Linked DNA regions of Homo sapiens: region 1 is linked to region 2. Evidence: read pairs that join two places in POLR2A ChIA-PET (ENCODE). Cell type or tissue: PC-9. All regions are shown on one strand. Links, peaks and the distances in the headings refer to the core of each region. The heading gives the core; the rest is flanking DNA.

Region 1 (10,399 bases), core at 1,399-9,398, 170 kb before region 2:
TTCAGCCCCAGGCACAGGGGCCTCCTTAGTCCCTCTGGAAGAGCACAGGCACAGTCCCACTTCAGGGCCTTTGCACTCACTCGTCCTTCACATAGCCATGTGGTTCCGTTCCTTCCTCCATATCCTGATGATCATAATAGTTCAGAGCATGGACTCCAAATCTCAGCTCTGCCACCTACAAGTGTCCTTGGGTGATTTCTTCACCTTTGTTTCCTCATCTGTATGATGGGTTCCTTCATAGGATAAGTGTGAAAATTCAAAGGACTGGTATTTGGAAAGTACTTAGAACAGTATAGCACCTATCAGGTGCTGCAAAAGTGTGTGATGATGAATAAAGCCTGCCACATTCTTAGGAAGAGCTTCCCTGGCCTCCCTCTCTGACACTGCAGCCTCCCACCCTCCCTGACCCCCTTTTCCTGCCTTTTTTGTGTCATCAGGAGTCCCACCATCTGACATGAAATATACTGTCTGTCTTCCCCACCTAGAAGAATGTAGCTAGCTGTGCGAGCTCTTGGCTGAATCACTAAAACTCTTTCGGCCTTATTTGCCTCATTTGCCCACAAATCGGGGAGCTTTGTCTATTTTCTTCTTGGCTGTTTCCCTAGACCAGTGCCAGGCACGTAGCAGGTGCTCAATAACTATTTGTTGAATGAATGAGTGAATGAAGATCATTATTTGTATTATTCTCCATACTGCTACTGTGACCCCTGGGGTTTCCTCTGCTCACCCCCTCCAAAGGTGAAGACCCCTCCCCCGCTGACTCCCCTCCACCCTGTGTGCCCCCGCAGAGGAAGGCGAATACTTCCTGAAGGTGCTGATCCCCAGCTACGCGGCGGGCTCCATCATTGGCAAGGGCGGGCAGACCATCGTGCAGCTGCAGAAGGAGACCGGAGCCACCATCAAGCTCTCCAAGTCCAAAGACTTCTACCCCGGTGAGCCCCGGCCCAGGTCTCTGCCCTAGGCCCCCCGCCCTTCCTCCCTTTCTCCCTCCCACCTGGGCCCTAGATGAGGGGGAAGGTCTGCCCTAAGGACAGTGACAGTGGTGGGGAGGGGGCCTCCCCTTCCCCTAAGGGGACAGAGCTGCCCCCAGCCCGAGGGGCCTGGCCGAGCAGATGGGGGTGGGGGCAGGGCAAGACAACGGGCCTGCTGCATATTCATGAGCTCATTTGCATGATGCGCTGGCAGATGTGTCTTTTCCCACACACCTGCCCCCTCTGGTCAGTTGGAGGAGCGAGGGTGGGGAGGGAGGCAGGTGTCAGGGCGTCCCTCCGGGCTTGGGGGCCAGCCAGCCATGTTCCACACACTTGCTCCCCCCTTTGGAATTCTGTCACCCCCTCTTGCCCAGTCTCACTGGTTTTCTCTGTCTCGGTGTCATTCTTTATGTGTCTCCCTCTCATTCTGTTTCTGACTTCTCGTCTCTTGCTCCCCTCTGCCTCCCTCTGTCTCTTGCCCCTCTGTCTGCCTCTCTGTCCATCTCTCTGGTTCTGTTTGGATACCCCCCATCTCTTGTCCTCTTCATCTGTCCTCTGCTTTCCCTGTCCCTCCCCTCATCTTTCCTTCTCCTTTTGTCTTCCTGTCTCTCTCCCCATCCTTTCCTTCCCTCCACCTCTCATAGTCTCACGTTTTTCCTTTCCTCCTCTCTCTCTCTGAACTCTGTTCAATCATCCATTCAACCAGTATCTACTAGCCCCCTCTCACTGAGGTCCTCCTCTGCGGGCGTCACACATTTCTTTCTGCCTCTCCCTTCCTGTGTCTCTTTTTTCCTAAGTCTCAGCTCCCTCCTGGTTTTTTCTTCCCTTCCTCCAAACCCAGTCCCTTTTCTGCCTCTCCCCCTGCTCCATCCTTCTCCCCCAACCATACATTTTCCAAGGCCCCTCCACTCTCTCTATTCCCTCCAAAGTCTCTCACCTCTCCCTATCTCCCTCCCAAGACCAATGCCCGACAAGCATCGACATCTAGGACTCCAGGGAAGGCCTCCTGAATTGCATCTTTGGTCCAGTGCTGGTTCTAGTTCATCCTTAATCCCCTTGGATTTTTTAGGTCAAACACCAGAGCTGGAGCCCAGGGTCAGTACGCACTCATTTTCTCTCTCTCTCTTTCTCTCTCTCTCTCTCTCTCTCCCTCTCTGTCTCTCTCTCTCTCCCCACCCCGTCTCTCCTCTCTCCTATCTTTCCCTCTCTCCTCCCTCTTTCTCTCTCATTCTCTCTCTGCTCTATCTTCTCTCCTCTTCTCTCTCTCTCTCTCTCCACCATCCACCCCGCCCCCAGCCTCCCATCTCACTAAGCAGCTTTGGCAAGAGGTTTAGAGAAAAATCGAGTGAACCAGGCACACCTCCTCCTTTTCTCTTCCACCCTGGCCCAGTTTTCCCCACTCCCCTGTAGCCCACAAGATATGGATAAGACCTCTGTTCGGAATGTTCCTCCGAGGACACTTGGTTCCTTGCTCCTGGATCACATTCTGTGCCACGAGACATGTCGTCCCCTCCCAGCCCATTGACACACCCCACAGGCCAGGCAGCTGGGAAACCCAGAAGGCGGGACAGACATTGGTCCTACCAGGTCAAACAGTATTCAGACAAGCAACAGGAGCCAGCGTCTCTCCTCAGCCCCTGGACATGTGGTCAGCCCCCATCCCCACTCCTGGCGTGCAACTTCCAGATCATACAGCATGAGCCGGCTGCTGACTCAGAGAAGCAGGACACAGCCCCCTACATCCTAGTCCTACATCCCACAGGAATGTAGGAAAATGGAAAAGCTACTGCAGGAGACAAAAAACACTTCCCTCCACTCCTGGCGTGACACCCTGTCATTCATTCATTCACTCATTCATTCAACACACATTCTCTGAGCACTTCCTCTATGCCAGCCCGGTGCCAGACAGAAATGGGGACAATAGCAGTGGCTGAAATGTCCCAGCCTTGCTTCCTTGGTTCTCACATCCCAGTCAGGGAAGCAGACGTCACACCAGTGATGACCCAGAGTGGTCAGGGCTGGGACAGGAAGTCCAGAGGTTGGTAGTTGGAGCCCAAGTGGCACAAAGGACCCAGCCCAGGGAGGTCAGGAAGAGCTTCCTGGAAGAGACGACCAGAGCAGTAGGGAAGGATGAGCGAGGTAAAGTGCAGGGAAGTGTGCCCAGGAAGACAAAATGGCATACTCGGAGGCTGCTGAGCAGTTTGGTCAATGTAGCCAAAGCAGACAGAACATGTGAGAAATGACAGTGGAGAAACTGAAAGGGCACTCTGGGCCTAGTAGGTTAGCATGCACACACACTCACACTCTCACATGCACACTCACACACAGTCTCACACGCTCACACTCACACACGCTGACACGCACACTGTCATGCTCACACACACTCATTCACACTCACACCCTCACACCCACACACACGCTTACACACAGTCACACACACTGTCACACATTGTCACACATGCTTACACACACTCACACTCATTCACACACATCCCACTCACACACACGCTTACACACACATTGTCACACGTGCTCTCACACTCATTCACACTCACACACACCCCACTCACACACATGCTCCCACACACACACACTCTCACACACACACACACACACAGCACTTGGGTGTCTACTACATGAAATAAAAACCTACCTGGCACTTAACTCCAAGAGAAGGGCAGAACACACAACCTCCCCTCCTTTGTGGTGGATCCCAAAGCCCTAGATTCAATCCATCCAGGTCATACATGGAGCAACTGAAATGCAGAAAAAGGCAAGCACCTGCGCAAGGGCCACACAGACTCCCTTGCGTCAGCCCAGATCCACCCTGAGGATTCTATTTTTTTTTTTTTTTTTTTTTGAGACGGAGTCTTGCTCTGTCACCAGGCTGGAGTGCAGTGGCGTGATCTCGGCTCACTGCAACCCCTGCCTCCTGGGTCCAAGCGAGTCCCCTGCCTCAGCCTCCCGAGTAGCTGGGACTACAGGCATGTGCCACTATGCCCAACTAATTTTTTTATTTTTATGTTTTTGTATTTTAGTAGAGACAGGGTTTCACCATATTGGCCAGGATGGTCTTGATCTCCTGACCTCGCGATCCACCCGCCTCGGCCTCCCAAAGTGCTAGGCTTGAGCCACCGCGACCGGCCACCCTAGGGATTCTAAAACACCGTCTGATGTTGAACATCTGCTTGAAGCTTTATACCCTAACTGCTGAAGAAAAGCACAGACACACACACACTTTTTATTTTGTATTTATTTATTTATATTGAGGCAGGGTCTTCCTCTGTTACCCAGGCTGGAGTGCAGTGGCACGATCGTGGCTCGCTGCAACCTCAACCTCCTGGGCTCAGGTGATTCTCCCACCTCAGCCTCCTGAGTAACTGGAACTACAGGTGTGCACCACCAGGCCCAGCTACTTTTTTTTTTTTTTTTAGACAGAGATTCGCTGTTGTTGCCCAGGCTGGAGTGCAGTGGTGAGATCTCGGCTCACTGCAACCTCCGCCTCCCAGGTTCAAGCGATTCTCCTGTCTCAGCCTCCCGAGTAGCTGGGATCACAGGCGTCCATTACCATGCCCAGCTAATTTTTTGTATTTTCAGTAGAGACAGGGTTTCACCATGTTAGCAGGCTGGTCTCGGACTCCAGACCTCAGGTGATCCACCCGCCTCGGCCTCCCAAAGTGCTGGGATTACAGGCGTGAGCCACTGCACCTGGCCTGTATATTTTTTTTTGTAGAGATGGGGTCTCGCTATATTGCCCAGGCTGAACTCCTGAGCTCAAGCCCTCCATCCACCTTGGCCTCCTAAAGTGATGGGATTGCAGGCATGAGCCACTGTGTCCCACCACACACACTTCAAAAAACATTTTTATAGTTTTATAACATACCTCTATCAACGTGCATACTCTTGAATGACTACTTAATACATTCATATTCTTTTTAATATCAAAAATACAAAAATAAAACTGTCATCATTTTATGCCTCCCTCCAAGATACACACATAGAGCTGATCACTCCATGCACCCCAAATTTAGCAGAATGCACAGACTCTGAAGCCAGACACCTGGGTTCAAATCTCTGAACATCCACTACCATCTAAGAGAACTTGAACACATCTTGAGCCCTCTCTGTGCCTCGGCGTCCTTAGCAGGGAATCAGGGACAATAATAATATTGCCTACTTCATATATTAAGTGAACACGTATGTATAAAGTGCTTTGGTCAGGTGCGATGGCTCACATCTGTAATCCCAGCACTTTGGGAGACCAAGGCGGGTGGATCACTTGAGGCCAGACTGGCCAGCATGGTGAAATCCCATCTCTACAAAAAATGCAAAACTTAGACGGGCGTGGTGGCACACGCCTGTAATCCCAGCTACTCAGGAGGCTTAGGCATGAGAATCACTTGAACTGGGAGGCAGAGGTTGCCGTGATCTGAGATCGCACCGCTGCACTCCAGCCTGGGCGACAGAATGAGACTCTTGTCTCAGGGAAAAAAAAAAAAAGTGCTTAGAATGGTGCCTGAGGCTTGGGTTGTATAAGGGTCAGCTATTATTAGACACTCTTGTGGGGCTTAACCAACCTCCCCAAAAGCCCCTGTGGGCCCCCTTGTAAAAACTACAAGGGGATGGAAGGTCAAAGACTTCCTGAGTTGGAAGGAAGCTTCACAGAGAGGCAAACCCTCGGCCAGCTCTTCCTGGGGCATCCACCTCCCCCTACCCCGCCCCCCAGTTCCCACCCCAACCCACACCCTTTCCTATTTACACCAGACGGAGGCAGACTGCAGGCTGACTCACCCTTGGCTCAGACCAAGCCATTGTTCTGGGGTGGGGAAGGGGGGGTAGTAAGAGTGAGGAACATGGCCCAAAGCGGGTGGGGGATGTCAGCTACACAAGTGACCCACAGACAGTGACGCCCAGACACATGGCGAGGCTGGCCTGCCAGACTGGGAAATGGCAATTGAGGAGTCAGGGTCGTGTCACCAGCGTGCTGCACTGAAGTGCTTGCTGGACACTGACACACACCCCAGGTATCCCAGACACACAGGTACACAGCCACACGGTGCCTGGTGCACACTCAAGACACTTTTTGTTTTTTTTCTTTTTTTTGTTTTTTTTTTGAGACGGAGTCCCGCTCTGCCGCCAGGCTGGAGTGCAGTAGCATGATCTCGGCTCACTGCAACCTCCGCCTCCCAGGTTCAAGCGATTCTCCTGTCTCAGCCTCCCGTGTAGCTGGGACTACAGGTGCGTGCCACCACGCCCAGCTAATTCTTGTATTTTTAGTAGAAACAGGGTTTCACCATGTTGCCCAGGATGGTCTCGATCTCTTGACCTCATGATCTGCCCACCTCGGCCTCCCAAAGTGCTGGGGTTTCAAGCGTGAGCCACCGCACCCGGCCACACTCAAGACCTTTTACATTCTCAGGGGCAGAATCCCCTTCAAAGAGAGAGAGACACACTCACACTCCACGCATCACACACATCCCGGCTCACCCAGGCACGCACATTCTCACACTGACCAGTCAAGTTTTCTTTGTCTCGCTGTAATTCACATGTTCAGACACACACATACACAAACACACCAGTCATCCAAAAAGTCCTACAAACTGACACCTGAGTCTACCTGTCTGTCTCTCCTTCTCAGGTTCACACACACTGGTCATAGGGTCTTTCCTGTCTCCTGTACATATGTGTATATTCACACTGGTCATCCAAATAGTCTCAGAAACATCCAGAAGTGTGTCTCTCTTTCACTTTCACAAACACACGTACACACACAAATGCAGACACATACACTGCCATCCAGTCTCAAAGTGGTATATATTCATTGTGTAGCCTCTATCCCACTTTGTGAGATTCTTTTGTTTCTTTCTCTCAAACTCTCACATACACTCAGCTCTGTCTCACAAAGAGTCTACATAACCTTCATCATCAAAGCGACACCAAAGTCTGTCCCACACACAAGGGCACGCACGAACATCTTCACCGGAATCACTGTGTCACATAGTCTGTTCATAAGGCAGTCTCTGCACTTTATCTTCTACAAACACAGATTAGGATCATCTAGCTAGTCCTGCTCAAGTACACACACACACACACACACACACACACACACACACACCACTCACCAGCCTCGCAGACACACACACTGGTCACAGTGTCACCCAGAATCTCTTTCACACACATATCCCAATACCCCCCAGTTTCTCTCTCCCCCGTGCCCCCACTCCCTAACACTCTCATGCAGAAATGAGAAGGATGCCCAGGACAGAGCCACAGCCAGTATCTGGAGAATCTCCAGGAAAGACCCTCCCTCCCCAGTTCCTTGGTCCTCACTCCTCCATGAGCAGTCTTTGACCCACCCTGCTCTCCCCTGTCCACACCCCTGCCCTCCCCCACCCCTCAGCCCTCCATCTGGTGGGTTCAGACAGGCACTCAGGCCTCTCCTCTGCCTCCCCCATCCCCCAGCTCTTCCCCCATCCTCTCCAAAAAGCCCAGAGGCCAACGCTGCAGGCTTTCAGGGGTTGCCATGACAACAGGGCCTCGTCCCTCGTCCCCCTGGGGGTGGGCTGAGGACCCGGCCAGCCAGACCGATAAGGGGGTTCCAGTTACTGTGGCAACCGTTGCAGGCCTGAGCTCTCTGCTTCCAGAAGGGGAGGGGGGCGGAGTGAGTGAATGGTTGCCAAAGCAACCAGGGAACCGCAAGAACTGAGAAGAGGCAGCTGAGCCCTGTCTCCCCTGCCCAGGGCTGCTGTGGGCATCGCAAAACATTTAAGCATCATTCTTCCATCCCTAGAGGTTGTTTTAGGGGAGGGAGATGAAGTGCAGATTATAAAACAGGATGGCACTCATTCTCCCAGCTGCCCATCATGGCCTGCCAGCCCATGCCCGCTCCCCCAGGCTCACCGTGTGATCAGTCAGGTCCACTCTCTGGACCTCAGCTTGCCTCTTCCATTAAATGGGGCCTGTCTCTCAGGAATGTTCCCATTCCTGTCTCATGAGTGTGCCCTCTCTCTCCCTTGCTCAACAGGAACCACAGAGCGGGTATGCCTAGTACAGGGCACGGCAGAGGCCTTGAATGCTGTGCACAGCTTTATTGCCGAGAAGGTCCGAGAAATCCCACAAGCGATGACCAAGCCTGAGGTGGTCAACATCCTTCAACCCCAAACCACGATGAACCCCGACAGAGCCAAGCAGGTCAGCTGGGGCAGAGACTGGGTTGCTGTAAAGCTGTTGACATTCACAAAGAAACATTCCTCCCACATCACTGCTTACTGTGAGGTTCAATGGGACAAAGCTGATAAAAATCTCATCAGTCAAAGACCACATGGTAGTGGTTAGTATTATTTTTAGGGAGTCAGCTCTAATAGAATAGAAAGGACTCCAGAACATTTAGAGTGGGCTTGATTCAGAGAGGGAGTGAAGGTCTGGGAGAATGTGGCATGATTCCCTATTGTTCGATCCTTTCTTCCTAGGATTCTCTAGTTCCTCTTCTCTCTTCCACCTCATCCCATTGTCTCTCTGAACGACCTGCCTCCCACTTCCTGCTATCACCGGAAGTGACCTCAGTGACAGTTCAGCCACATCCAGAAGAGTTTACAAATGGCCTCTCATCCTCCTTCCCTCCATAATTAACGTATGGGGGTAGAGGTGGTGTTTCATTAGCGAGAGAAGAGGTGGGTCCCTCTCCTACACAGCCCTCTCCAGGAAGGAATGGAAGGGGGAAGGCAGCGCCCCTCCGTTGCCTCAGTTACGGGGAAGCAGTGGCATAGGGGCGTGGCAGGGAGTGGCCAATCGCTTCCCGGGCCTGTCCGGTTGCCATGACGACGGCGCTCACGGGGCAGGTGGGCTCCCCTCAAAGCTGCAGGCAGCGCTGTCCGGACCCGGAAGTGCGTAAGGGAACGGAAACGCGGGGCTGGCTCCCGTTTTCTCTCCCGTCCCCACTCCCCTATGCATGCGTACTCCGTGCAATGGGGCGAGAACCCCTGGGCTGACGGGAGGGCCCCTTGCGAGGGCTCGTTAACGTCTACCTAGAGGCAAAGACAGGAGAGAGGGAGTCCGTAAAATCTGGAATTCTTGGGTCCTGTCGTTGCCCTGAGGTGGGGCAGAGCACAGGCCTGAGTTCCCCTAAGCTCATGGGGAAATGGTGGGCGGAGAAGCCTGGAGGAGAGCTGCAGGGTGGAGCGCTCCCAAAAAAGACCGCAGGGCTTGGGGCGTGTAGCGCGGACGCTGTCCTTGGTGCTGAAGCTCCTCGCTCCCCGCCAGGTTTCTCCCGAATCCCTTCCCACCAGCAGCGCACAAGTTATTCACAGTTTACAGGGAGGCGAGGGCATTGCCTCTTCCCTCCGCCTTGGTCGTGGCCACAAGGGACTCAGGGTTCATCAGGAGTTTGTGAATGTTGCAAGGAAAATGGGGTCAGCACCATCTGTGCCTGAGCCTTCTACCCCCTCCCCCTAATCCACAGGAGCTCTGAGACAGTGGAGTCGAAAGGTTATAGAACCAGGATTTATTCCCTGCCTTATTACTCGAGTGTTCCAAAGACTGAGGGAGATCATAGCTGAAAACTCAGGCTCTGGGCTCTGTTGTTTAGTTGAATCCTTCTCCGTACAGTACTTACGTCCTATGTGACCTTGAGCAAGTGACTTTGATTTCTCCAATCCTCATTTTTCTCACCTGTAAAATGAGATTCATTATGATGCCTCCTTAAGGGTGATGGTTAGTGTTCGTTGATGTTTGAAAAGCACATAGCTTATGTGTATAATGCATAGAAAGTTAGCCCCAAAAATGTTCTCTGTTGTTATTATGGGATTTTTGAGTCAGGAAACAGGTCTACTTCTTTTCTGCCTTGGACTTGCAGTGTTACTCAGAGCCCCTTTCCTTCTGTAGACCTCAGTTTCTCTTTTATTACAGTGCAGCAGCTGGGCCAAACCAGGGATTATAAATTAAATAACTAAAGTATTGAAAAAGGTAACAAAAGCCTTGAGGGTTGTTGCTCTCTGGAGAGGGTATGCCATCTTTAAAGGGAGAAGCTGCCACTCAAATCCACCGAATTATTGCACTTTGGGAACATGAACATAGTGCTACCACATCTTCCAAATTTTTCAAAAGAAGCCATAAATTTTTTAGATCAACTGACTTTAAAATGCTTTATTATTATTATTATTTAATATATATTAGTCTGAGGCAGAGTCACACTCTGTCACCCAGGCTGGAGTGCAGTGGTATGATCTAGGCTCACTGGAGCCTCGACATCCCAGGCTCAAGCGATCCTCCCACCTCAGCCCACTGAATAGCTGGGACTACAGGTGAACACGACCACGCCTGGCTAATTTTTTTTTCTTTTCTTTTTTTTTTTTTTGAAACGGAGTTTTGCTCTTGTTGCCCAGGATGGAGTACAATGGCCTGGTCTCAGCTCACTGCAACCTACAACTCCC
Region 2 (10,399 bases), core at 1,520-9,519:
CTCTGTTTCCCCATGTTTCCATGACCTGGTGTCCATCTGTCTTCCCCAGTTTGGGAGCTTCTCTCCGAGGAGGACCTGGGCCTGGTGTGGCACCTGCTGTGTGAGCGGGGCCATGTCCAACGGCCTTCTTGGGGACTTTGGGTCGGGGAGAAGTTCTGCCTGGGTTTTACTGCCTTCTCCCAACCCCACACTGTCTCCCCTGGCAGCGGTTGATCGACAAGACCAAGGTGACATATCTGAAGTGGCTGCCTGAGTCGGAGAGCCTGTTCCTGGCATCACACGCCAGTGGCCACCTGTACCTGTACAACGTCAGCCACCCCTGCGCCTCGGCCCCGCCCCAGTACAGCCTGCTGAAGCAGGGCGAGGGCTTCTCTGTCTATGCTGCCAAGAGCAAGGCACCCCGCAACCCGCTGGCCAAGTGGGCGGTGGGTGAGGGGCCCCTCAACGAGTTCGCCTTCTCGCCCGATGGCCGGCACCTGGCCTGTGTGAGCCAGGATGGCTGCCTGCGCGTCTTCCACTTCGACTCCATGCTCCTGCGTGGGCTCATGAAGAGCTACTTTGGGGGCCTGCTGTGTGTGTGCTGGAGCCCTGACGGCCGCTACGTGGTGACGGGTGGCGAAGATGACCTGGTCACCGTGTGGTCCTTCACCGAGGGCCGCGTGGTGGCTCGAGGCCATGGCCACAAGTCCTGGGTCAACGCTGTGGCCTTTGACCCCTACACCACAAGGGCAGAGGAGGCGGCGACAGCAGCCGGTGCTGATGGGGAGCGGAGCGGCGAAGAGGAGGAGGAGGAGCCCGAGGCTGCGGGCACAGGCTCGGCCGGGGGCGCCCCGCTCTCTCCACTGCCCAAGGCTGGCTCCATTACTTACCGCTTTGGCTCGGCGGGCCAGGACACGCAGTTCTGCCTGTGGGACCTCACTGAAGACGTGCTCTACCCGCACCCCCCCCTGGCCCGCACCCGCACCCTCCCTGGCACACCTGGCACCACGCCACCGGCCGCCAGCAGCTCGAGGGGTGGCGAGCCTGGCCCAGGCCCCCTGCCTCGCTCGCTGTCCCGCTCCAACAGTCTCCCGCACCCAGCTGGCGGGGGCAAGGCGGGCGGCCCGGGTGTGGCGGCAGAGCCTGGCACACCATTCAGCATTGGCCGCTTCGCCACGCTCACACTGCAGGAGCGGCGGGACCGGGGGGCAGAGAAGGAGCACAAGCGCTACCACAGCCTGGGCAACATCAGCCGGGGTGGCAGTGGCGGCAGTGGCAGTGGTGGGGAGAAGCCCAGCGGCCCTGTTCCCCGCAGCCGCCTGGACCCCGCCAAGGTGCTGGGCACTGCGCTGTGCCCGCGCATCCACGAGGTGCCCCTGCTGGAGCCCCTTGTGTGCAAGAAGATCGCCCAGGAGCGGCTCACAGTCCTCCTGTTCCTGGAGGACTGCATCATCACTGCCTGCCAGGAGGGCCTCATCTGCACCTGGGCCCGGCCGGGCAAGGCGGTGAGTGGCCCCACACCAGCCTGCCGGGGACCTGGCAGGACCTTTCGTGGGAAGAGGCAGGCATTGGCAGAGAGAGGGCTTTGTTGCTGTCACAGCCTCTGGCTCCGTGGGGTGAGGGGAAGCCAGGGAAATCTTAGTGTCTCAGTACAAGACCTCTCAGATCCTTAGAGTGAGGGGGTCTAGCCCTAGGCAGCAGGCAGCAGAAAGAGGGGTGGGTGTGAGAGCCAGCTAGGAATTGGGGCATCCAAGGCTGGCCGTCTGAAGGGCAGCAGATGGGCCCCACATGGCCAGGTCTTACTGCCTGTCACTCGAACCAGAATCTATTTCTGTTGAACATCTGTTTTTTAAATCGTGAAACTTTTTTGAGTACTTCAGGCCAAAACTAGGGGCGAGCTCAAGCCTGTGGGCATGGCTGCCAGCCTGGGTCTGGGACTCAGGATCTGAGCCTCCTGCTGAAGGCACAGGCTGGGAATCCCAGGCCTGGGTTCCAGTCCCACTCCCTCTGTGACCCTGGACAAGTCACTGCCCCCTCTGACCTCCAACTCATCACCTCTTAGAACAGAGCCTGTAGGATGGGCAGTGGGTGGATGTGCTTGCCTCCTGGGTGGGCTGTGGCGTTGGGAAGGTCATAGTAGGCGAATCAGGCCTGGCATCTTGTAAGTTCGGAGCTCGTCTTGGGTGTCTCAGCTTCTTAGGGCTTGGACTCAGTTGCCCAGGGTCCTGGAGGCCGTGGCTTGGTTCCTCAGATCCTCAGTTTTGGAATCGTAGAGTCCTGAGTCCCTAGAACTTGAGAGCACAGTCTGAGTGACTCAGAGGCAAGAGTGGTGGGATTTGGGGAGTCTGGTTGAGTCCTAAAAGAGACCCCTCTGTCTCCGTAGTTCACAGACGAGGAGACCGAGGCCCAGACAGGGGAAGGAAGTTGGCCCAGGTCACCCAGCAAGTCAGTGGTAGAGGTAGGACTGTCCCTGAGTTCTTTCCCCAGCACCTCAGGGTCCCTCCCAAGTTAGAAGGGAGCTCCAGTTTCCCCCTCCCCTCCCACCCTTACCCTTACCCCATGGTCTCACTCAGGATCCGCCAAGGACTTTGATTATTGCGTGAAAGTGCTGACTGCCAGGACAGGAAGCTAGCTAAGATGCAAGTTCCCAGCCTAGAGCAGTGGCCTCTGGGGGGTCTAGGGCGGACCCAAGGGCAAGGCCAGGGTGGCAGCAGCTTTGGGGACTCTGGGCTGGCTCCCTCCCCTTGACACTGGCTGAAGCCCAGGTGGTCTCTAACCCCTCCCATCTCTCCCTCTCATCTTCCCCAGGGCATCTCCTCCCAACCAGGCAACTCCCCGAGTGGCACAGTGGTGTGAAGCCATGGATATCGGGCCCCCCCAACCCCATGCCCCCAGCCTCCTAGCCATAACCCTCCCTGCTGACCTCACAGATCAACGTATTAACAAGACTAACCATGATGGATGGACTGCTCCAGTCCCCCCACCTGCACAAAATTTGGGGGCCCCCCAGACTGGCCCGGACACGGGCGATGTAATAGCCCTTGTGGCCTCAGCCTTGTCCCCCACCCACTGCCAAGTACAATGACCTCTTCCTCTGAAACATCAGTGTTACCCTCATCCCTGTCCCCAGCATGTGACTGGTCACTCCTGGGGAGAGACTCCCCGCCCCTGCCACAAGAGCCCCAGGTCTGCAGTGTGCCCCTCAGTTGAGTGGGCAGGGCCGGGGGTGGTCCAGCCCTCGCCCGGCCCCCACCCCAGCTGCCCTTGCTATTGTCTGTGCTTTTGAAGAGTGTTAAATTATGGAAGCCCCTCAGGTTCCTCCCTGTCCCGCAGGACCTCTTATTTATACTAAAGTTCCCTGTTTTCTCAGCGGGTCTGTCCCCTTCGGAGGAGATGATGTAGAGGACCTGTGTGTGTACTCTGTGGTTCTAGGCAGTCCGCTTTCCCCAGAGGAGGAGTGCAGGCCTGCTCCCAGCCCAGCGCCTCCCACCCCTTTTCATAGCAGGAAAAGCCGGAGCCCAGGGAGGGAACGGACCTGCGAGTCACACAACTGGTGACCCACACCAGCGGCTGGAGCAGGACCCTCTTGGGGAGAAGAGCATCCTGCCCGCAGCCAGGGCCCCTCATCAAAGTCCTCGGTGTTTTTTAAATTATCAGAACTGCCCAGGACCACGTTTCCCAGGCCCTGCCCAGCTGGGACTCCTCGGTCCTTGCCTCCTAGTTTCTCAGGCCTGGCCCTCTCAAGGCCCAGGCACCCCAGGCCGGTTGGAGGCCCCGACTTCCACTCTGGAGAACCGTCCACCCTGGAAAGAAGAGCTCAGATTCCTCTTGGCTCTCGGAGCCGCAGGGAGTGTGTCTTCCCGCGCCACCCTCCACCCCCCGAAATGTTTCTGTTTCTAATCCCAGCCTGGGCAGGAATGTGGCTCCCCGGCCAGGGGCCAAGGAGCTATTTTGGGGTCTCGTTTGCCCAGGGAGGGCTTGGCTCCACCACTTTCCTCCCCCAGCCTTTGGGCAGCAGGTCACCCCTGTTCAGGCTCTGAGGGTGCCCCCTCCTGGTCCTGTCCTCACCACCCCTTCCCCACCTCCTGGGAAAAAAAAAAAAAAAAAAAAAAAAAGCTGGTATAAAGCAGAGAGCCTGAGGGCTAAATTTAACTGTCCGAGTCGGAATCCATCTCTGAGTCACCCAAGAAGCTGCCCTGGCCTCCCGTCCCCTTCCCAGGCCTCAACCCCTTTCTCCCACCCAGCCCCAACCCCCAGCCCTCACCCCCTAGCCCCCAGTTCTGGAGCTTGTCGGGAGCAAGGGGGTGGTTGCTACTGGGTCACTCAGCCTCAATTGGCCCTGTTTCAGCAATGGGCAGGTTCTTCTTGAAATTCATCACACCTGTGGCTTCCTCTGTGCTCTACCTTTTTATTGGGGTGACAGTGTGACAGCTGAGATTCTCCATGCATTCCCCCTACTCTAGCACTGAAGGGTTCTGAAGGGCCCTGGAAGGAGGGAGCTTGGGGGGCTGGCTTGTGAGGGGTTAAGGCTGGGAGGCGGGAGGGGGGCTGGACCAAGGGGTGGGGAGAAGGGGAGGAGGCCTCGGCCGGCCGCAGAGAGAAGTGGCCAGAGAGGCCCAGGGGACAGCCAGGGACAGGCAGACATGCAGCCAGGGCTCCAGGGCCTGGACAGGGGCTGCCAGGCCCTGTGACAGGAGGACCCCGAGCCCCCGGCCCGGGGAGGGGCCATGGTGCTGCCTGTCCAACATGTCAGCCGAGGTGCGGCTGAGGCGGCTCCAGCAGCTGGTGTTGGACCCGGGCTTCCTGGGGCTGGAGCCCCTGCTCGACCTTCTCCTGGGCGTCCACCAGGAGCTGGGCGCCTCCGAACTGGCCCAGGACAAGTACGTGGCCGACTTCTTGCAGTGGGGTGAGTGCCTACCCTCGGGGCTCCTGCAGATGGGGTGGGGGTGGGGCAGGAGACAGGTCTGGGCACAGAGGCCTGGCTGTTGGGGGGGCAGGATGGCAGGATGGGCATGGGGAGATCCTCCCATCCTGGGGCTCAGAGTGTGGACCTGGGCCCTGGGGCAACATTTCTCTGTCCTATGCCACCACTCTGGAGGGGCAGAGTAAGGTCAGCAGAGGCTAGGGTGGCTGTGACTCAGAGCCATGGCTTAGGAGTCACAGCAGGCTAGGCTGCCAACAGCCTCCCATGGCCTCTCTGCACCCCGCCTCAGGGTCAGGGTCAGGGTCATGCTGGGAGCTCCCTCTCCTAGGACCCTCCCCCCAAAAGTGGGCTCTATGGCCCTCTCCCCTGGTTTCCTGTGGCCTGGGGCAAGCCAGGAGGGCCAGCATGGGGCAGCTGCCAGGGGCGCAGCCGACAGGCAGGTGTTCGGCGCCAGCCTCTCCAGCTGCCCCAACAGGTGCCCAGGCACTGGGAGGGCGGTGACTCACGCGGGCCCTGTGGGAGAACCAGCTTTGCAGACAGGCGCCACCAGTGCCCCCTCCTCTGCGATCCAGGAGGGACAACTTTGGGTTCTTCTGGGTGTGTCTCCTTCTTTTGTAGGTTCTGCACCCACCCCCACCCCCAGCCCCAAAGTCTCGGTTCCTATGAGCCGTGTGGGTCAGCCACCATTCCCGCCACCCCGGGTCCCTGCGTCCTTTAGTTCTCCTGGCCCAGGGCCTCCAACCTTCCAGCTGTCCCACAAAACCCCTTCTTGCAAGGGCTTTCCAGGGCCTGGGGCCAGGGCTGGAAGGAGGATGCTTCCGCTTCTGCCAGCTGCCTTGTCTGCCCACCTCCTCCCCAAGCCCAGGACTCGGGCTCACTGGTCACTGGTTTCTTTCATTCCCAGCACCCTGCCCCTCTGGCCCTCATATGTCTGGCCCTCAGTGACTGGTGTTTGGTTTTTGGCCTGTGTGTAACAAACTGTGTGTGACACTTGTTTCCTGTTTCTCCGCCTTCCCCTGCTTCCTCTTGTGTCCATCTCTTTCTGACCCAGGCCTGGTTCCTTTCCCTCCTCCTCCCATTTCACAGATGGGAAGGTGGAGGCCAAGAAGGGCCAGGCCATTCAGCCTCTGGAAAAACCTTCTCCCAACCTCCCACAGCCCCTAATGACTCTCCTGGCCTCCCTTTAGTAGAGGATGAAGTTGGGTTGGCAGGGTAAACTGAGACCGGGTGGGGTAGGGGTCTGGCGCTCCCGGGAGGAGCACTCCTTTTGTGGCCCGAGCTGCATCTCGCGGCCCCTCCCCTGCCAGGCCTGGGGCGGGGGAGGGGGCCAGGGTTCCTGCTGCCTTAAAAGGGCTCAATGTCTTGGCTCTCTCCTCCCTCCCCCGTCCTCAGCCCTGGCTGGTTCGTCCCTGCTGGCCCACTCTCCCGGAACCCCCCGGAACCCCTCTCTTTCCTCCAGAACCCACTGTCTCCTCTCCTTCCCTCCCCTCCCATACCCATCCCTCTCTCCATCCTGCCTCCACTTCTTCCACCCCCGGGAGTCCAGGCCTCCCTGTCCCCACAGTCCCTGAGCCACAAGCCTCCACCCCAGCTGGTCCCCCACCCAGGCTGCCCAGTTTAACATTCCTAGTCATAGGACCTTGACTTCTGAGAGGCCTGATTGTCATCTGTAAATAAGGGGTAGGACTAAAGCACTCCTCCTGGAGGACTGAGAGATGGGCTGGACCGGAGCACTTGAGTCTGGGATATGTGACCATGCTACCTTTGTCTCCCTGTCCTGTTCCTTCCCCCAGCCCCAAATCCAGGGTTTTCCAAAGTGTGGTTCAAGAACCACCTGCATCTGAATCTAGAGGTACTGGATACAACCCCACGTCTGGGCCGTTACCCAGGACATTCTACATGAGAACGTGGGGGTGGGGCCCTGGCTGCACCTGAACTGTCACCTGGAGTCAGGGTGGAAGGTGGAAGAACTGGGTCTTATTTCCTTCTCCCCTTGTTCTTTAGGGTCTGTCCTTCTGCAGACTCCGTTACCCCACCCTAACCATCCTGCACACCCTTGGAGCCCTCTGGGCCAATGCCCTGTCCCGCAAAGGGCTTCTCAGGCATCTCACCTCTATGGGAGGGCATTTTTGGCCCCCAGAACCTTACACGGTGTTTATGTGGGGAAGCCCCTGGGAAGCAGACAGTCCTAGGGTGAAGCTGAGAGGCAGAGAGAAGGGGAGACAGACAGAGGGTGGGGCTTTCCCCCTTGTCTCCAGTGCCCTTTCTGGTGACCCTCGGTTCTTTTCCCCCACCACCCCCCCAGCGGAGCCCATCGTGGTGAGGCTTAAGGAGGTCCGACTGCAGAGGGACGACTTCGAGATTCTGAAGGTGATCGGACGCGGGGCGTTCAGCGAGGTAAGCCGAACCGGGCGGGAGCCTGACTTGACTCGTGGTGGGCGGGGCATAGGGGTTGGGGCGGGGCCTTAGAAATTGATGAATGACCGAGCCTTAGAACCTAGGGCTGGGCTGGAGGCGGGGCTTGGGACCAATGGGCGTGGTGTGGCAGGTGGGGCGGGGCCACGGCTGGGTGCAGAAGCGGGTGGAGTTGGGTCTGGGCGAGCCCTTTTGTTTTCCCGCCGTCTCCACTCTGTCTCACTATCTCGACCTCAGGTAGCGGTAGTGAAGATGAAGCAGACGGGCCAGGTGTATGCCATGAAGATCATGAACAAGTGGGACATGCTGAAGAGGGGCGAGGTGAGGGGCTGGGCGGACGTGGGGGGCTTTGAGGATCCGCGCCCCGTCTCCGGCTGCAGCTCCTCCGGGTGCCCTGCAGGTGTCGTGCTTCCGTGAGGAGAGGGACGTGTTGGTGAATGGGGACCGGCGGTGGATCACGCAGCTGCACTTCGCCTTCCAGGATGAGAACTACCTGGTGAGCTCCGGGCCGGGGTGACTAGGAAGAGGGACAAGAGCCCGTGCTGTCACTGGACGAGGAGGTGGGGAGAGGAAGCTCTAGGATTGGGGGTGCTGCCCGGAAACGTCTGTGGGAAAGTCTGTGTGCGGTAAGAGGGTGTGTCAGGTGGATGAGGGGCCTTCCCTATCTGAGACGGGGATGGTGTCCTTCACTGCCCGTTTCTGGGGTGATCTGGGGGACTCTTATAAAGATGTCTCTGTTGCGGGGGGTCTCTTACCTGGAATGGGATAGGTCTTCAGGAATTCTAACGGGGCCACTGCCTAGGGAAGGAGTGTCTGGGACCTATTCTCTGGGTGTTGGGTGGCCTCTGGGTTCTCTTTCCCAGAACATCTCAGGGGGAGTGAATCTGCCCAGTGACATCCCAGGAAAGTTTTTTTGTTTGTGTTTTTTTTTGAGGGGCGGGGGCGGGGGCCGCAGGTGGTCTCTGATTTGGCCCGGCAGATCTCTATGGTTATCTCTGGGCTGGGGCTGCAGGTCTCTGCCCAAGGATGGGGTGTCTCTGGGAGGGGTTGTCCCAGCCATCCGTGATGGATCAGGGCCTCAGGGGACTACCAACCACCCATGACGAACCCCTTCTCAGTACCTGGTCATGGAGTATTACGTGGGCGGGGACCTGCTGACACTGCTGAGCAAGTTTGGGGAGCGGATTCCGGCCGAGATGGCGCGCTTCTACCTGGCGGAGATTGTCATGGCCATAGACTCGGTGCACCGGCTTGGCTACGTGCACAGGTGGGTGCAGCATGGCCGAGGGGATAGCAAGCTTGTTCCCTGGCCGGGTTCTTGGAAGGTCAGAGCCCAGAGAGGCCAGGGCCTGGAGAGGGACCTTCTTGGTTGGGGCCCACCGGGGGGTGCCTGGGAGTAGGGGTCAGAACTGTAGAAGCCCTACAGGGGCGGAACCCGAGGAAGTGGGGTCCCAGGTGGCACTGCCCGGAGGGGCGGAGCCTGGTGGGACCACAGAAGGGAGGTTCATTTATCCCACCCTTCTCTTTTCCTCCGTGCAGGGACATCAAACCCGACAACATCCTGCTGGACCGCTGTGGCCACATCCGCCTGGCCGACTTCGGCTCTTGCCTCAAGCTGCGGGCAGATGGAACGGTGAGCCAGTGCCCTGGCCACAGAGCAACTGGGGCTGCTGATGAGGGATGGAAGGCACAGAGTGTGGGAGCGGGACTGGATTTGGAGGGGAAAAGAGGTGGTGTGACCCAGGCTTAAGTGTGCATCTGTGTGGCGGAGTATTAGACCAGGCAGAGGGAGGGGCTAAGCATTTGGGGAGTGGTTGGAAGGAGGGCCCAGAGCTGGTGGGCCCAGAGGGGTGGGCCCAAGCCTCGCTCTGCTCCTTTTGGTCCAGGTGCGGTCGCTGGTGGCTGTGGGCACCCCAGACTACCTGTCCCCCGAGATCCTGCAGGCTGTGGGCGGTGGGCCTGGGACAGGCAGCTACGGGCCCGAGTGTGACTGGTGGGCGCTGGGTGTATTCGCCTATGAAATGTTCTATGGGCAGACGCCCTTCTACGCGGATTCCACGGCGGAGACCTATGGCAAGATCGTCCACTACAAGGTGAGCACGGCCGCAGGGAGACCTGGCCTCTCCCGGTAGGCGCTCCCAGGCTATCGCCTCCTCTCCCTCTGAGCAGGAGCACCTCTCTCTGCCGCTGGTGGACGAAGGGGTCCCTGAGGAGGCTCGAGACTTCATTCAGCGGTTGCTGTGTCCCCCGGAGACACGGCTGGGCCGGGGTGGAGCAGGCGACTTCCGGACACATCCCTTCTTCTTTGGCCTCGACTGGGATGGTCTCCGGGACAGCGTGCCCCCCTTTACACCGGATTTCGAAGGTGCCACCGACACATGCAACTTCGACTTGGTGGAGGACGGGCTCACTGCCATGGTGAGCGGGGGCGGGGTAGGTACCTGTGGCCCCTGCTCGGCTGCGGGAACCTCCCCATGCTCCCTCCATAAAGTTGGAGTAAGGACAGTGCCTACCTTCTGGGGTCCTGAATCACTCATTCCCCAGAGCACCTGCTCTGTGCCCATCTACTACTGAGGACCCAGCAGTGACCTAGACTTACAGTCCAGTGGGGGAACACAGAGCAGTCTTCAGACAGTAAGGCCCCAGAGTGATCAGGGCTGAGACAATGGAGTGCAGGGGGTGGGGGACTCCTGACTCAGCAAGGAAGGTCCTGGAGGGCTTTCTGGAGTGGGGAGCTATCTGAGCTGAGACTTGGAGGGATGAGAAGCAGGAGAGGACTCCTCCTCCCTTAGGCCGTCTCTCTTCACCGTGTAACAAGCTGTCATGGCATGCTTGCTCGGCTCTGGGTGCCCTTTTGCTGAACAATACTGGGGATCCAGCACGGACCAGATGAGCTCTGGTCCCTGCCCTCATCCAGTTGCAGTCTAGAGAATTAGAGAATTATGGAGAGTGTGGCAGGTGCCCTGAAGGGAAGCAACAGGATACAAGAAAAAATGATGGGGCCAGGCACGGTGGCTCACGCCTGTAACCCCAGCAATTTGGCAGGCCGAAGTGGGTGGATTGCTTGAGCCCAGGAGTTCG

Evidence for each region. ChIA-PET counts read pairs that join two places held together with the same protein. Peaks named below come from ENCODE experiments on the same cell type or tissue, not always from the same donor. Only the 100,000 strongest peaks of a DNase experiment are listed, where the experiment ranks them.
Region 1: POLR2A ChIA-PET joins it to region 2 with 12 read pairs; 3 of 35 experiments call an interaction of 5 or more read pairs at or near these places.

Annotation. Positions count from the first base shown.
Region 1 is chr19:45,951,543-45,961,941 of GRCh38, reverse strand. NOVA2 (NOVA alternative splicing regulator 2) reads left to right here. Exons shown (of 4, transcript NM_002516.4): 2 at 789-932; 3 at 7,996-8,162. Among named protein-coding and RNA genes, the nearest start is that of NOVA2, 17 kb to the left of the region's middle. RefSeq lists enhancers at 1,032-1,605, 8,460-9,407. In PC-9, for the core only: no CTCF peak of the experiment used is centred there; DNase peaks (open chromatin) are centred at 5,491 and 5,791; H3K4me3 peaks cover 528 bases; H3K27ac peaks cover 791 bases; H3K27me3 peaks cover 1,794 bases.
Region 2 is chr19:45,776,679-45,787,077 of GRCh38, reverse strand. It overlaps DMPK (DM1 protein kinase), which reads left to right and starts at 4,588. Exons shown (of 15, transcript NM_004409.5): 1 at 4,588-4,885; 2 at 7,209-7,300; 3 at 7,556-7,639; 4 at 7,719-7,814; 5 at 8,437-8,585; 6 at 8,858-8,951; 7 at 9,205-9,411; 8 at 9,488-9,751. The coding sequence starts at 4,726. DMWD (DM1 locus, WD repeat containing) reads left to right here. Exons shown (of 5, transcript NM_004943.2): 3 at 207-1,484; 4 at 2,363-2,437; 5 at 2,788-4,131. The coding sequence ends at 2,835. RefSeq lists a silencer at 7,357-7,526 and an enhancer at 9,370-10,103. In PC-9, for the core only: a CTCF peak has its summit at 3,890; DNase peaks (open chromatin) are centred at 3,877, 4,127, 5,087 and 5,367; H3K4me3 peaks cover 2,685 bases; H3K27ac peaks cover 4,448 bases.